2 separate regions of the Homo sapiens genome follow, and region 2 is linked to region 1. Evidence: read pairs that join two places in POLR2A ChIA-PET (ENCODE). Cell type or tissue: PC-9. All regions are shown on one strand. Each heading gives the region's core, and the rest is flanking DNA. Links, peaks and the distances in the headings are about the cores only. Region 1 overlaps LINC02889 (long intergenic non-protein coding RNA 2889). Region 2 holds the start of LINC02888 (long intergenic non-protein coding RNA 2888).

Region 1 (8,348 bases), core at 66-8,065:
TCACTAAATGGGCCTCCAGCATCTACAGAACAGTGTCTACTTCCAAAGCAAAGGATAGTCAATGACTAAGGATTGCAATGTAAATATCGAAATTTTCTAAAAAGAGGGCTCCCCTACCCCACAATACTGAGCGTTCGCTGCAGGGATTAAGGAAGGTTGGCATACATGGAGAATGGATCTTCCCTATTATGCATGTCCCCCTCGCCAAGCCATTGGCCTAGCTGCTCAGGATTGTTTGAAAACTTAGGATTCCAGGTGGAATTCGCCCCTAGTCAATTTGGAACAAGTAAACAGAAAACCAACATTCCTGTGGTACTCTGCTTAACAAATATACTCAACAGGAGTGTTTGTGTGTGAAGAATGTGGAAAGAAAATAAGCAATAGTCACTTAGGAAACATATGGTTCTGAAAAACACAGGAACCATTCCATTTCCCCACATTTACCAGGCCTCAAATGTACACACACACACACACACACACACACACACACACACACACATATATATATTTCCAGAGAAATCTTTAGTTGGTAATAAGGCCATTTGAAGAAGCAGGCCCGAATGAAGGAGGTCCCATTCCTGACTTGCAGGAGATCCTTGGGACTCACAGTTAGACCCGGTAGGATCATGTTACCAATAAGATTTTTCTGTGGCACCTCAAGGTGAAGTTCTTTGAGTATTGAGAATGTGCTGCTAAGAAAGGGAAGCAAAAGAGTGCACAAAGCAGTAGCCAAGGACACAATCAAACTTCGCCTAGTTTCCTATTCTCCACTGCCTGGCCCAAACACTGATATACAGCTAGTTTGGTTGTAAATAAGTCTTTCTCAAAAGGCTCAATCCAAATCAACCATTGTAGCCAGAAACTCTATCTAAATGTAAGTCTTCCAAAATATTTTCCACATATAAAACATTTACTTCAAATATTCAAGTTTCTACTCAAGTCAGCTATAATGAACTGTGATGATGTCTTCCTGAGTAATCTTCAAAACCCAGGATTCTTAAACGACAGGATTAAATCTCTTCCAGTGTTGTTCTTCTAAGGCAAAATGCTTTTGGATTTCTCATTACAGACAACTGTTTTTACTTATAATCCCATGTAAATGTAAAAATACTTTTTATTATCCATGAGGATGTGTGTTTTAGATTCATGTAATTTTTTGAGAGATGCTAGAAGAATATCAAAACTATGATATTTCTCTTAGACCTCATAACCTTGAAAATTCCCAAATGATATTTCTTAAGGTGCTTTGAGAATTACAGACTCCTTAAGGTTAGTCCCTAACAACACACTGGGAAGCTTGCTAGGGGAGCATATGTGTAACTCCTAGTGAAACAGGAAGAAGAAGGATTACTGTGTCTTTGAGCCCACTGCCCCAGGGTAGATTGTCCTACCTTGGGAGGATATGTCTTCTGTTGTGTTTTTCAGGGGAGAAAGTGCAGAGGGATGAAGGAAGAAAGACTGTTGCTGAAAAGATTCAGGAAAGAGAATAGATGTTTTCACAATACCGTTAGAAGTAAGACCGAGTGATTATCAGGGGAGCCAACTTATTCACCTGCTCAATATGGTGATGAACAGAGAGAATGCTCACCTTATCTGCCAAGAAAGCCAACATTTTTCCCTGCCAAGTTTGAAGAGTAGAATTAAACTCATTAAGCTTTTCTAGATCCCACTTGTATCTCATTCTGATTTTTCTTTCTAGCTTAGATAATGTGACTTTAAAAAAAAAATGAACTGTTTTATTAATTTAATGTGACCTTGACAGCTCTGTGTAGATTGGAAAAAGAGCCTAAAGGAAAGCCTAGTTCTGCTCACTCTAAAGAAAACAGTGACTTTAGGAAAGAAGATGGAGTAGTGGGGAAGAGTCAGGTCCCTGGAAGGTTTTACTTTACAGGCTTCTCTGCTCCTTAATTGGATCTGAGCCTTGTAGCCCCTTGAGAACACTGAGGTAGAAATCGGAAGGGTGCTCAGTGGCTTGGACCATGGCATAAAGGAAGAAAAAAAAAAGAAAAGAAAAAAAACACACATATACACAAACATAGATGCCCAGACTAAAAAAGTAGCCAAATAAGAAAGCCACATAAATGTCTAAACCATCCAAATCACAAGATGATCACAAGTCACCACTTCAGGGTTTCCATCTACTACCAAAACAAGCATATGTATGAATCCATTGATAACATATCCTTTGACCCCCTGCTCTGGTAGAGTGTTACATCTTAAGAATTACTTTTAGCTGATGTCTTCTTTCCTCTGCTATAACTTGATATTGTACACTCTCACACTCGCTCTCTCTCTCCCTCTCCAGCTTTTTCAGAACAAAAAAAAAAAACTTTAATTCTGTTATTTAAAAGACTTACAGTTTTGGAAGAGTCTCCAAACCTAGCACTAACCATCAATTCTTGGTTCTTACCATCAGAACCATCCTCCCCTCTAAAGTGGCAGTAGCCCTGGCCAACTTTGCCTATCAGTGCTGCCTCCATAGAATTCTGCCTTGATGCGGGCACACCATGTATGTGTCTGTTTCAGCAACAAGAATTCATTTAATCAGAAAGTTTGAAAAGTTGAATATTCTAGTTAACTTTCTGAGAAACGATTTCAAACCTATAAAGTTATGTTTCTTCAAAACATACTACTTTCTGGCTGCAATTTGAGGATAACAAATTTGCCTAGGTTTCTGTAAGTGATAAGAATCTAGCAAGAATCTAAATAGATGTCAGGCTTTACGGGTTAAGTGGTATTTAACTACATTGCCTTGCTTCTCTGTAAATGGAGATCATCAGTATTTTAAGATTAAATGAGATGTATGCCATGTCCTGGTGCAGGATCTGAAATCTAGTAGGTACTCAATATATATTACTTTATGTTAACTTAGTTCTTCCTTTGTATTTAACTCTAATTTCTTTTCTACTTTTTCTCTTTAGGGTTAAAGGCAGCTCCATTTACAGAGTATGACTCTTATCTGGATGGGATTTGGGCTGTCTTCTATCTTATCCTTCATGTGGTTTATTTTTTGTTATGGAATCTTTTAATGTCAGATGTTGCTAGGCAATCTTTTCTGGCTTGATTAATTTAGTTCTAGTACAAACAAAAATATATCCAAATCTCCACTAATGTTGTTTCTCTTCCAAAATAAATATGTTCTACTTTTGTGTCAAATGGCTTTTATGATGTGGTTCCAGACCTTCACAGGGCTGTGGGTGATCATAAACTTAGTAGTTTAACTATTTCACCATTCATTGTTAATATAAATCCATGGAGAACAAATAATAAGAAGTGATGAAGTACTGCTAAAATAAACCCTCCATATTAATTGGATAGGAAAGCACATGAGTTTCAAATTGTAAGCAGACAAAAAAAGAGGTGTGATTTCGTTTTGGAATTCATTCTGAATCTATATAGTATGGGGAAAATGTGACCTTTAATTTCCAAGGAAACTCTGATATGCCATAAGGTGGGCAGCACATAGTAACAGGTTCCTACAATTATTTAGGTGAATAATCTTGAGGTCTGAAAAATCTACACAACTTTTAAAAGTTAGCAAAGGAAAGCCTGAACTGCTTTAAATTACTATTCACCAAAGGGAAACTAAAATATTCTGGCTTAAAAATTCCGGCTAAGAGTGTTGGCTTTAGATCTTTTAATATTTAATTTTGAAATGTTTTCTGATTTTCTGGTTCCTGATATCTAATTTTATTTGTACAGGCTGTGGAATATTGCCAGGATCATTGCTTTTGGTATTTAAAAAAAAAAAAAAAAGAACACTATTCAAGGGAACAGCATTCAGAACAATCTTCTCTTATCCAAGGCTAATTTCCAGAGTAGCTTTCTGTAAGATTGTACCGTATTTTAGAGCTACATTAAAATGTCAGAGGACTCTATGGACTGTTTGATGCTGATGGAGTTACACTTTCAGAAATACTCACTGTGCTGGACAGAAGAGCCACAGCGCTGAGAACTACACTGCTTTTGTTATTAACAGGAGTGTAAGAGGGGAATTCAGTAAAAAGGGCTAGCATCCAAGTTCACAGTGGATCTTTTCTTCCATTGAAATTATGGATTATAATCAATGGCTTAGAAGGAACGAGGTTGGTGAATCTCACAGAAGAGTTTTTGAGATACTTTTATTACACAAAAAAGCTTTTGAATGAGGCAATAAGCCTTCAAATGGAATGGCCTCCCTCAGATATTTTACTCATTTCCAGTTAGTCCTCAAAAATGAACAATGCTTCTAACTGAACAATCACAGTATTTCAACACACCCAAGGCAAACTGGGGAGGAAGAGCTGAATTATGATGAAAGCCTGTACTATTGTGACCTTTCCCATGACCATAATTGATGGATGTGCCCCTGAAACACTTTGCAGAGCTGTTGATATATTTAGAAGTGTGCCTGTGACTCATTATGCTCATAGTATGGCAATAAATGACTATGAAGGCCAACTCAGTGCCCAAGGATATGGTTCTTTCATGTAGAATCATCGTCTGTAGAATATACAGTTGGGTCCTTTTGGGAATTGTGCAAGCTAGGCTCAGAGCTCTGTAAGCCCAGCTTTATTTTTTATCAGAATCAATATCAAATAGTTAATATCAAAATGTTTCAGCATCCATTCTGGTATGAATAAAAATGAAATGCTACAAATATTTTACTTAAAAGCTTATGCCGACTTTGGTTTCTCCTGGGATGTACAAATGAGGAAAGAATGTCACTCCTACCCTATCAATCAGAAAAAGCTAGCTATACTACAAATCTTAATTTTTCTTGAGCCTAGAGAAGTGAAGTTTTAGGCTAATTAGATACCTAAGAAAAGACAGGTGTCTTCAAGAAGAAAGAGAACATGAGCATGGACTTACTAATGAGAGCAGAAGGAAGACAGGGCTGGCTGTCATACAAGTAAGTAAGACAAGTTCCATTAAAATTTAATACATTCTTAAAGTCTAAGAGTAGGCCACTATGAGAATACAGAACTTCTGGAAATTTCAGACAGAAGGGAAATCTGTACCATCTCAATCTTCTCCATGATTATTTAATAACAAAACAGAGCCCCTCTGCCTACTAGAGTAGCAGAAGCTAAATGATAGGCAATAGCAGCCTATCACTGTGGCAGTGACAAGAATAGAGACAAACCATCTCCAAAATACGGGTGCACAGAGAAGGTCTAATGATGAGGTGGTACAGTAATATTAATAAAAACCGATTGCAGACCCCACCCTGAACACAAGGTAATGATGGAGGAATTTGAAGTCAGAGATACAGTGAATAAAGCCATAGTAACAACACAACCCAAATCTGGCTCAACTTTTTTGTAGAATGACCTAATACCCCAAAATGACAGCCTAGCAGAGATGGGTGCGCCCATTCCAGGCATAAATACTAGTTTCTTGCTGTGCTGTTCTACACATATCTGGCATTCAGTGAAAAATTATGAGGCACACACAAACAAGGACAAAACAACACACTTATAAGAGAAAAAACAATGAACAAAGCCAGAGATGGCCTGTATAATGAGCCATAACATAGCAAATTTAAAATTAATATGACATGTTAAAAAGTCTAGCCAAAAAAGTAGCCAACGTGCATGAACAGATGTTGATTTTCATAAGAGTTAAAAATGAAAAGAGTCAAATGGAAAGTCTAGAAACAAGTACAAAGAAACAGAAATGAAGACTGCCCTGAATTATCACTTAGGCAGACACAGTGCTGAAGGAAAAAAAAAAATCAGTAAACTTGAAAATAGGTCAACAGAAATTACCCAAACTGAAACACAGAGAGAAGGATAGTGGCTGAAACAGGAGAGAGTGTACAAGGGTGCTATGATCTGAATGGATTCCCTCCCAAATTAGCTGTTTCCAATGTGATAGTATTAAGAGGTGGGGCCTTTGAGGTGATTAGGCCACAAAAGCCTCTCCCTCATGAATGAGATCACCCGCCCTTATAAAAGGGTTTAATGGAGGGAGTTTGTTCCTCTGTTGTCCTTCCACCTCCCACCACACGAGGACACAGCATTCCCTCCCTCAGGAGGATATAGCCCTCAGACGCCACATGCCAGTCTCTTTACCTTGGACTTCCACCCTCTGGAACTGTGAGAAATTTCTGTTCTTTATAAATTAGCCAGTCTGTGGTATTCTGTTATGGCAGCACAAATGGACTAAGACAATGGGCTATGTACCAAGTGGTCCAGCATACACCAGCTGAAATCCCAGGAGATGAGAGAGAGAATAGGACAAAATAAATATTTGAAGAAATAGTGGTCAAGAATTTTCCAACAATATTAATAAAACATCAAATCATAAGTCCCAGAAGCTCAGAGGTTTAAGGCAAGTAAAGCACACACACACACACACACACACACACACACACACACACACACACACACACACACACATCATATATAAGGTGTGGAAAAGTAAAAAGAAAAAGAAAATCTTAAAAACAGCCATAGAAAAAAGGCACATTACTTAAAGGTAAGTTTACAGAAAGGTAAAATTGACAATAGATTTCTCATTAGAAAGTACTAGAGTAAGAAGACATGATAGAAGAGGGAGGAAAAATCTAAGGCTGAGTGCGGTGGCTGATGCCTGTAGTCCCAAGCACTTTGGGAGACTGAGGCGGGTAGATCACTTGAGTCCAGGGGATCAAGACTAGCCTGGGCAACATGGCAAAACCTTCTCTCTACAAAAATTTTTTAAAAAAGAAAATTAGCCAGGCCTGGTAGTATGCGCCTGTAGTTCTAGCTACTTGGGGAGCTGAGGTGGGAGGATCACTTGAGCCCAGGAGGAAAAAATCCTTGCAACTGAGAATTCTATACTCAATGAAAATAGCCTTCAAAACAGAAAGCATATTAAAGACTTTCATACAAAAAAGAAAATTCATTACCAACAGCCATGTACTATAAACTGTTAAAGAAAGTTCTTCAGGCAGGAAGAAAATGACACAAGCCAGAAACTTGGATTTACACAAAGAATTAAAGATCTTTGAAACTGGTTAAAATAAAGACGAACAAAAGGCTTTTTCCCATTTTAATTACTCTAAAAGAAAATTGACTTTTGAAAGCAACTGTAATACACATTTATTGTGTATGTAGAGGACATATAAAAGTAAAATCTATAGCAACATGAGCTCAAAGTCTGGGAGGTGGAGTTGGAAATATACTGTTGTAAAGTTCTTACACTATTCACGAAGAGGTAGACTACATGAATGTAGACTGAAATTAATTAGAGATATATATATGGCAAATGCTAGCCAATGAGATGAAAAACATTTTAGAAAGCCAATAGTGGAAATAATATAATGAAACAAATAATAAGTCAATAGTGGAAATAAAATGGAAATGAAAAATACTTAATTCAATATATAATAAAAGAAAAAGAGAAGATAGAGTAGAAAACAGCAAGATTGTATGTTTTAATCCAACCATAATGGTAATTATATTACAATTATATTGAAATGGTCAATACAAACTAATTATAAAATAAAGATAGATTTAAAAAGAAAAAGAACAAGATGCAAATGCATTCAATTGACAATAAGCTCATTTTAATTCTAATGACAAAAAGGTAAAAATAAGTATATGGGGAAAGATATACTATGCAAAAACACTAATCCAAAAAAAAGTTGCAGTGACTACATTAATGTCACATAACGTGGATTTCAGAACAAGGAATATTTTTAGGGAAAAAGTGATATTATATAATGTCAAACGGGTCAATACACAAAGAAGACTTAACAATGCAAAGGCAGGGGTGCCTAATGACAAAGATATGACAAGCAAAATGAAAGAGGAGACCTAGAAGTAGAAATGGACAAATCCAACATTACGGTTGGAAACTTAAATACTTTTCTCTTCCTTTTTCTGTAATAAAACAAATAGAAAGAGAACCAATAAGTCTGTAGAACCTTAGCAAAACTAGCAACCAACTTCTGTGAGCTCACTGGTATTTACAAAAACCACCAAACAGCACCCATTCTTTTGCACAAGGAACATTCAACAAGACAGGTCTCATTCTGGACCATGAAGCAAATCTCAACCTTTGTATCAATCTCAAATCTTTGTATGTAAAATCATACAAACTGTATTCTATTATACTAAAAAAAGTTAATCTAGAAATGGATAACAAAAACATATTAGAAATTCTCACTTATTTGGAAATTAAGCAGCAGAATTATATGTAACTCATGAATTAAAGAGTCAAAAAGGAAATTAGAAAATATTTTTCTTTGAAATAAAGTAAGAATACAGTGTAAAAAGATTTGTGGAAAACAGCAAAATCAGTGAGTCAAGGAAAAAGTATAGCCTTAAATATACTGAAGAGAAGAAAGGACCCTCAAAATATGTACAACTATGATACAT
Region 2 (8,348 bases), core at 244-8,243, 170 kb before region 1:
CAGGTATAAAAACCATTATAAACTATATAATGAATTGGCTCTACCAGTTTATTCAATAAATATTTAAACAGTTATTAAGATGGTAATTATATACTTTGAAGGAAACGTAATAATGGATTTTATCCTTGAGGCTAAAAAGCACTTGTGGGGCTTTTGGTCTCCTCCTCTTGAGGAAATTTGTGACTGTTTTTAACCACTACAGTTCAGCAGAAATTATGCAAAATAATTGTCCAAAGTAGGGACAGAAAAAACCAAGAAGCTGAAAAGACCATGGATGTCAGGTGGAATAAACATTCACTCCCAGAGCCCCAAGCTGCCAGGTGAAAAGCCTAACTATCCTGAGGCTCAGAAGGTATGAGGAAGAGGCCATGCCGTGTGGAGAGCCCAGGTGTAAGGTGTTAAAGTTGACAGTCTCAGCTGCAGCCAGCCTTCAAGTCATTCCAGCCCAGGCAAGATCTATAAATGAAGAAGCCTCCAGATAATTCCTGCCCAGTACAATCAAGTCAGCTGGAGCTGCTACACTGTGGAGCACAGATAAACCACACCTGCCTTGCGATGTCCAAGTTTCTGACCCATAGAATCTGTGAGCATGATGAAATGGTGGTGTTACCTGCCGCTAGGTTTTGAGATGATTTGTTACATAGCAAAAATAATCAGAAGAGTCTTTCAAGGCTGACCACAAATTAATGTAATGTAATGTCAACGAAACTTTTTGTGTTAACACGGAATTGTGACTGAAGCCACAAAGCTGACAAAGTGAGGTGTTATAAGTGTATCAACTCTCATTAGAGCTGCCCAAAATAGGGCCAGCCAAGAGCAGCAGCACAATGGACCATTGTGCAATCACACCAGCCCCCAATGTATTTGACAGGACACTTATTTTGCAAATCTTCATTTATCGTTAAGTATAAACAGGTGTTTACCTCACCTTCAATGGTCAACAACCTAAGGTGACTTAAAAAAAAATACTGATACCAAGTCCCTCCCCAGATGGATTGAATCAGAGCTACTTAGGGTGGAGCCAAAAGGCTTGTTTTTTAAAGCTTCCCAGGTAATTCTAATATGTGTGTAGTCGGGTATGAGAACGATTGCAAGCAAAAGCAGCTGAGGGACGCTGTCCAAGGAGTAGGCTCAGTAGCACGAACTGCAAATACTTGAGAAGGGAAAAGTTCAGCCTTGTGCTGGAAAGTGGTTTAGCATGCTGGAGCTGGTTTTCTGCTTGGTAGCCCTACAACTTTGGCCCAACTACTTGGCCTCTGGGACTCAGATTCCTCCTCTTTAAAATGGTGCTAATAATAGCACCCACCCTCTGTGAGGAGGATGCTGTGAGGACAAAATGAGATCATCCACATAAGCCGTGAACCCTGTTCCTGGTAAGGTAAGTGCTCAGTAAATGAGCTGCTATTAGTACAAGGTTATGTTGGAAATTTATGATGAAGTACTGCCATATAATGAAGTTCTTTTTAGTTTTTCAAACATTTCATGAATGTACCTTATTTCAGCTATAGTTAGTATCCAAACAACTTTGCTAGATTGATCCACTTTTTATCAGATTTTTCTTGATATCAGGAAAAGCTGTGCTTTGCCTGAGCAACCACTTTTTCATTTTTTATTTTTTCTTAATTTGGATGCAATGAATCTTGCGGTCAATTTGTCTCTTTGCTTTGGCATTAGAAAACTAAACTGACCCAAATCTCATAACTGAATAAAACTGGCTATATTGGTCTCTCCTTGTTTTTTCCGTTCCTCCTTAAAACCTCAGCTTTGATTTTATACTTTCATGCAACATGTACATCTTTTTAGAAGGTGACTCAAGCACTTGGTAGGATGGGACCAAGGTAAGTTATCTGTATTAGGAGAGTTTTTCTATGATGAGGTCCAGACTAATAGGCAACTGGTTAATTGAAAAATGTGGTTAAAGCAGGGAGTCCTTAAAACATGTATACACACCTTAAATTTTTTTAACTTAAAACATACAAATGTGCATCTTTTAATTGATCTTTTGGTATACAGGTTGTTACAAGTCCTTGTCTTTAGAAAAGGATCTACTGCTAGAACTTGTCACTGTGTTTCTTGTATCTCCCACACCTGAAATTCATCAACTACTATAACCACTTTTTAAAATAGAATGAGAACTGAGACACTTTTAAAGAGTGTAGAATCTTCCTAGAATGTTAATATATTCCTCCCGAATCTTTAACAATTTTCTTGCCCACATCGAATTCAAAAACATTTTTAATTACTTCCATTGTCAAAATATTTTAATACTTTTAACCAAATTTTCATAGGAGCAGTAAATTTCTTGTTGCATTTCATTTGTAATATTTTTATTCTCAGGTTTGGGACAAATAAATTGAATCTCAGGACACAACTCAACTGGTGGAAACAAAAGAGCTTGAGGCTGTCCATTAGCCTATTTGTTGTGAATGTCCATGTTCTGTCACTTTGGTCTGTATGTTTTGGACAGAGTGGGGAGTTTTGTATAAGTGGTTGATATAGAAAAATAGCGACATGAATAGGCCCATGTAAAAATACATAGCTAAACTTAGCAATGAGAACATTCAGAGGTATCCAAATATACAAGTATGTAGAGGAACACGAGTGGATGACCATGGGTTAGTACATCTGTGTAGATGGCTGTGTGCACATGTGCCCATGCTTTCCCATAAATGATTGTTTTTATTCTCTTCCTCTCATAATATTGCTCTTGGAAAGATCTGACAGTACCTTTCATTTGGTTGCCATTTTCAGAATGAATGTAACTTTAGTTTTTACATTGGTTCCATGTAGTTCAAAAGTTGTTTCCTAAACTGATGTTTACTGTTCTTTAATATTTCTGGGAATATTTTAGATGTTTGTCCAAATCTAAAAAAATTATAACACAGCATGCTTGGGAGAGCACACACATTTTATTGGTAAGAAACATTCTTTCCCTTCATGACTGTCTTTTAAAATTTCCTGATTATTGTGCCTCAATTATAGAGGAAACATTCTTGACTTGGGGGATTAGCTTCATAAACTCATGAATCTCCTGAATATGGTAGGTAGATTTAACACTGAGCAATGAAAACTACTAAATATTAAAGGAAAAGTGAAAGTTGTACCTCGTCTGCAGCCAACTGTGATAGGTAGCAACTTTGTCACCTGAGGCTCTCTAGAACACTCAGAAAAGGAGATTTGTTCTTCCCAGGGTGATAAGGAAGGGTCCTAGTGATGGGTGTAAAATTCTTTTCAGGTGCACAATAAAAAGCATTAAGGCAAAAGCTTTTATCTGATTACCATTAAGTAAATCAGGGATTTCTGTAGAAACTTACATTTCAGGTGTATCTTAAATATGATAATTGGGCCGGGCATGGTGGCTCACTCCTGTAATCCCAGCACTTTGGGAGGCCGAGGTGGGCGGATCACGAGGTCAGGAGATAGAGACCATCCTGGCTAACACGGTGAAAACCCATCTCTACTAAAAAATAAATAAATAAATATATATGTGTATATATATATATATATACACATATATATATACGTATATATATATACACACATATATATATACATATATATATACACATATATATATACACTTATATATATATATACGTGTATATATATATGTATACAGAAAATTATCTGGGCATGGTGGTGGGTGCCTGTAGTCCCAGCTATTCGGCAGTCTGAGGCAGGAGAATGGCGTGAACCTGGGAGGCGGAGATTACAGTGAGCCGAGATTGTGCCACTGCACTCCAGCCTGGGCGACAGAGCGAGACTCCATCTCAAAAAAAAAGGAGTACAAATTGTCCAGTTTAAATAAGGTAATTTAAAAGAAAGTAACTTTCCCAAGATTACCAAATAATGAAGCACAGAGAAACCTGCTTGGGTCCTTCCCTTCTCTTTATCTTTATTTTATCTTTATTCTTTAGGTCCCTTTATGGGTCCACCTCTGCCTATCTTAATGATTAACTATACAAGCTGAAAAAAATTATAGAAATATATTAATAACTGATTTAACCATATTAAGTTCAATTACAAAGTTCAGCTGGTCTCTCAGCTCTGGGTGTGACCACAGATCACAAAGTTCTGAGAACGGCTGGGAAGCATGTCTAATAGATTGTGCTTTTCTATTAATCACACAGCTCTTAGTTCTGGGGTTTTATGATAAATCCTAAGGTTTATCCCAAACTACTTTCTTCCAATGCAGCTTTTGGTATATGAATATTCTATGGGTAGTATATTTTCATTAATAATGTCTATTAAGTATAAGTTAGAATACATGTCCCTAAATACTTTAAACATGTGGAGAAATGTTAAATCTTTAGGCAAATTACATACAGAATAGTCAATCATCTTTATTGTTCTTCCCCAGAGACCAAGGGATTAATAAGATATTAAATGGCCAATTTTAAGTATTGTGTTAAGGCAAAGTTGATTATAGTTCACAGAAGGAATGTTAGCAAGATGCGTAATTAAACATTATTTGGGTCACAGCCTAATAGTCATGGATTGAAGAGTGATAGTGACCTAATCTTGAAGTCTTAGAATTTAAAGCATGAAAACACTTAACAGCATTACTCTCTCAAGTGTGGTTATTGCCTCCCAAGAAGTGCACAGGAGAATCTACTGGAGTACACGAGTTAATACCAGAACTTAGAAATGTAAGTTTACATTGTATATGAAGAGGAAACAAGACAAACTTTACTTGATCCACTCTTCAACACCAATGCTATGGTTCATAGTGCATCCCTGAAGTCACAAGACATAGACTGCTTGTGAGGTGCTCCAAGGACAGGAAGGGAGCTCTACAGCCCAGAGTAGAGCGATAGAAGCATCTGTAGTCATTCATTACCTTCTAAAATTTAGAGACCCATTGCAGTTTACCTATGAAAAATTTTTGTTTCAATATTCTTCTAGATGTCAGGATAATTTTTTCTTGATTTTACTAATAAACTTCATTGCTTTTGTTTATATTCTAAGAATTTTATTCACTTAGTTCTGTAATAAGTCTGAAGACAAAATAGTTTAAGAGTCTGTACTTTATGTTTTATTGAAATGTTCCAAAATGTCATTACAACTTGCAGTTTAAAATGGTATATTTGAGCTTCATCAACCTTTAAAATAAATGTCATATCTTGAGTTTGAGCTTCTCTTCTGCATCTCTAAAATATATTTTAGAGAATTTAAAATATCATTGTCCCATCTTCCAAAGTCTGAAAAACTTTGCAATGGATAGACCATCTCATTAAATTAGATCATTTAAAGAAAAATCCAATTTGATGTGTGTATTTAAAATACTGCGCCTTTGAGACAAACCTGGAAAATATATATATAAATATAGAACTGTTGAAAAGGTATGCGAATAGTCCACAACTTCAGGGTGTCCTGGAGGTGAGTCCTCATCTCATGAGACTTAGATAATGAGCTGCTCACAGACATATTCCGTGTACTTACTAAAAAAGAATGCTGTCTATATCTTTCATTACAGCTCTACTGTCAAAAGACTATGAATGTTGTCAGTTGTTCATTGTCAAGGTACAATGTCCAGAACTTCTTTGTTGAGTAAAGTCAAGTAAAGTCATAGCCTTCAGTTGGCAAAAAATGGTAAAAATTACTCCTAGGTTGTCTATTTTACTACTTGCACACAATAATCAATTGACTGGTGTTTGTCATATCCAAGGCAGAATCTGCAATAATGGACTCATATTCGATGTTTGTTTATATCACTTAATGAGACAGCCAAGTGTGAAGGGGTTCCTGGAAAAATTCCAACCAGCCCGTGCAGTGGAAAGTGTGCACGTTGGGGTGGAGCCACAGAAGTTTGTGCCATTTGCAGCAGGGAGGAGCTTGGCCCTTCCTCTCTCCTGGGAGGAACCTGGGATTCAATCTGCGAGGCAGGAAGGATATACTAGCAGGACTCACTCTGCTGAGGGTACCTGTTTCCCCTTTTCTTCCTTTTTGCCCAATAAATTGCATTTTCTCAACCTTGAAAGTATCTGCAAGCCTCATACTTTATGGCAATGTGACAAGTACCCCATTTTTAGCTGAACTAGGTAGAAAATCCTACAACATTTTGTTCATGTTTTCCAATTTTCTTGATTAATTCCCATAAGTAGTTGTGTGTATAAGTTACCACTGTTTTTTGAATCCTGACTTTTTACTAGCAATCTTGCAAAAATAGATCCAAATCAGCAATTCATTTAATGATTATGTGATTTCCATGAGATTTCCTTTGAGGAAAACCATATTTTTATCATGCCTTTTGAAGAGCAACCATTTTTATATAAAAATAACTACAAAGATCATTTTTTAGCACTTGAAGATAATACCAAATGCTCTATTTATTATTCAAGATGCTTGTCTGATGGATTTTTATTTTATTTATGTGTAATCCAAGCAAACATGGTGTTCTTTATCATCTGTCCTACCAAGACTTCAGAGGTCCTTTTGTCTATAGAAAGCCCATATCTGTCTGTTTTATTAACTACTTTAACCCGTAAACTTGTAACAGCTTCAGAGAGGTTAAGAACTTTTGTTTTTTGTTTTTGTTTTTGTTTTACAATAGAAGTATCTAAAAGAAAACTGAGTAGATAAAAATATTTAATATAAATATTCTTGTAAACTTTCCATTTTAATTAGTTTCCACACAGTGAGCCCCTTTTAACACTGAACATATTCTGCTTTTCATTAAATGGTAAAGTCGAATAGAACTTCAGAGATCAGATAAATCCTAAAAATCCCTTAGGCAGAGCCAAATTAAAGCAAAATTTTACAGAAAGTGATTCCTCCCCACCCCACCGAAACATCCATTCCTCCTGCTCCTATATCCCCCAAGGTATACTTAATCCAAATCCCACACATATTTAATTTCAATTTTGTGGTGTAATTGCTCATAAAAATTTAGCTCAGTAGAGGTCAAAGCCTCTCCCTTCTTTTGTCAAAGTGTGTTAACTTTGTATTACTTACAACAGAATAGCTCCCTTTTCCATAGACCTTCTATATCTTTAGTGAATTAACCTGCCGTGTAGTTCAAATCATGTATCTCTATATTGCCACAGCAAAGAATCAGTGTTTAGAGATCAAGTCAAATCAATTTAAATACAAATAAATGAGAATAACGATACAGCACGATTACAAATGAATGTTTTCCTTTGGATCATTTATTACCATCTTATCAGAAAATAGACCAAAGACCAAAGTGCTTATTTCAGTGGGAAGAAATGTGATGATTCAGTGAGTTGCTCCCTACAGAATCAATAGAAAGCAGATGTCTTATTCACATACCCCTGACAATCTTGCAGTAAGTGCTGGTGCCTAGAAACTCTGTTTGTAAGATCATGTATAGCATGTCTGCATCTAAATGAGGATTTGTGTTACTGGAAATCATACATGAGGGATTGCTGCCCCACCCCCATTTCAACACTAGGTAAGCGGGATACATTTTGTCTATCATAACTCATTAGAGACAGAGTCTTGTTATGTTGCCCAAGCCGGCTCAAGCAATACTCCTGCTTTAGCCTCCCAAGAGGCTGTGACTACAGGCAAATGCCACTGTGCCCAACTTGTTTATTGTAACTTTGAGTCCAAATAAACTTGCCCTGATTTATGCACTGCTTTAATGTTACTACACCTAGCTTCTGTAATAAATATGCAACTCTAAGCTATTCTTATGCTTCCATGGAATATCTTACCTTGGTCAAATTAATTGCTTCCCAACTTAATCACTGAGAAAACAGAAAAAATAGAGGGCCAAGATAAGAATGACATATGAAATAGACTGTTTTAATCATGAAGTTGACAGAATGAGCCCTACTGGTTTTCTAAATTAAGGCCTTATCTTTGTTACTGTGAGCAATCATTTTGGGAAACTGCCATCTAAAGTACATGGATGAAAGCAATATTTTATTACTTATATTAACTTTTATTTCCTATTAAAAATTAATCCATGTCAATTATAGAAAAATAAGAATATTACAGTTAAGCAAATACAAGAAAATACACAGTAATCTGTAATCCCACCAGTAGGAAATAACCATGATTAGTTAGCATTCTGATACACAGGCTTCTAGACATTACAAACTCCTTAACCTAAGGGCTTTGTGCTACTGTTTCCTCTGCTTAAGATGTTCCACAGATCTGCATGTGGCTTCTTAATTCAGGCCTCAATTCAAATGTCACCTCTGAGGATACGCCTTCCCTGACAAGCCCAGACAAAGCAAGCCCCAGCCCATCTTCCCAGTCATTTTCTAGCACATTACCCTATTTTATCTTCTCTATATCCCTTAGCGGTACCTGCGATTCATTTGTTAGTGTTCATAGTATGTTTCTCTCCACTTCTGTCACCTCTTGTCTCCAGAACC

Evidence for each region. ChIA-PET counts read pairs that join two places held together with the same protein. Peaks named below come from ENCODE experiments on the same cell type or tissue, not always from the same donor. Only the 100,000 strongest peaks of a DNase experiment are listed, where the experiment ranks them.
Region 2: POLR2A ChIA-PET joins it to region 1 with 10 read pairs; 4 of 35 experiments call an interaction of 5 or more read pairs at or near these places.

What each region holds. Positions count from the first base shown.
Region 1 is chr7:17,542,478-17,550,825 of GRCh38, forward strand. All of the region lies in intron 1 of LINC02889 (long intergenic non-protein coding RNA 2889), which reads right to left. Among named protein-coding and RNA genes, the nearest start is that of LINC02889, 12 kb to the right of the region's middle. RefSeq lists a silencer at 4,168-4,462. In PC-9, for the core only: no CTCF peak of the experiment used is centred there; a DNase peak (open chromatin) is centred at 4,334.
Region 2 is chr7:17,373,678-17,382,025 of GRCh38, forward strand. LINC02888 (long intergenic non-protein coding RNA 2888) reads left to right here and starts at 1,240. Exons shown (of 3, transcript NR_110015.1): 1 at 1,240-1,378. In PC-9, for the core only: no CTCF peak of the experiment used is centred there; no DNase peak of the experiment used is centred there.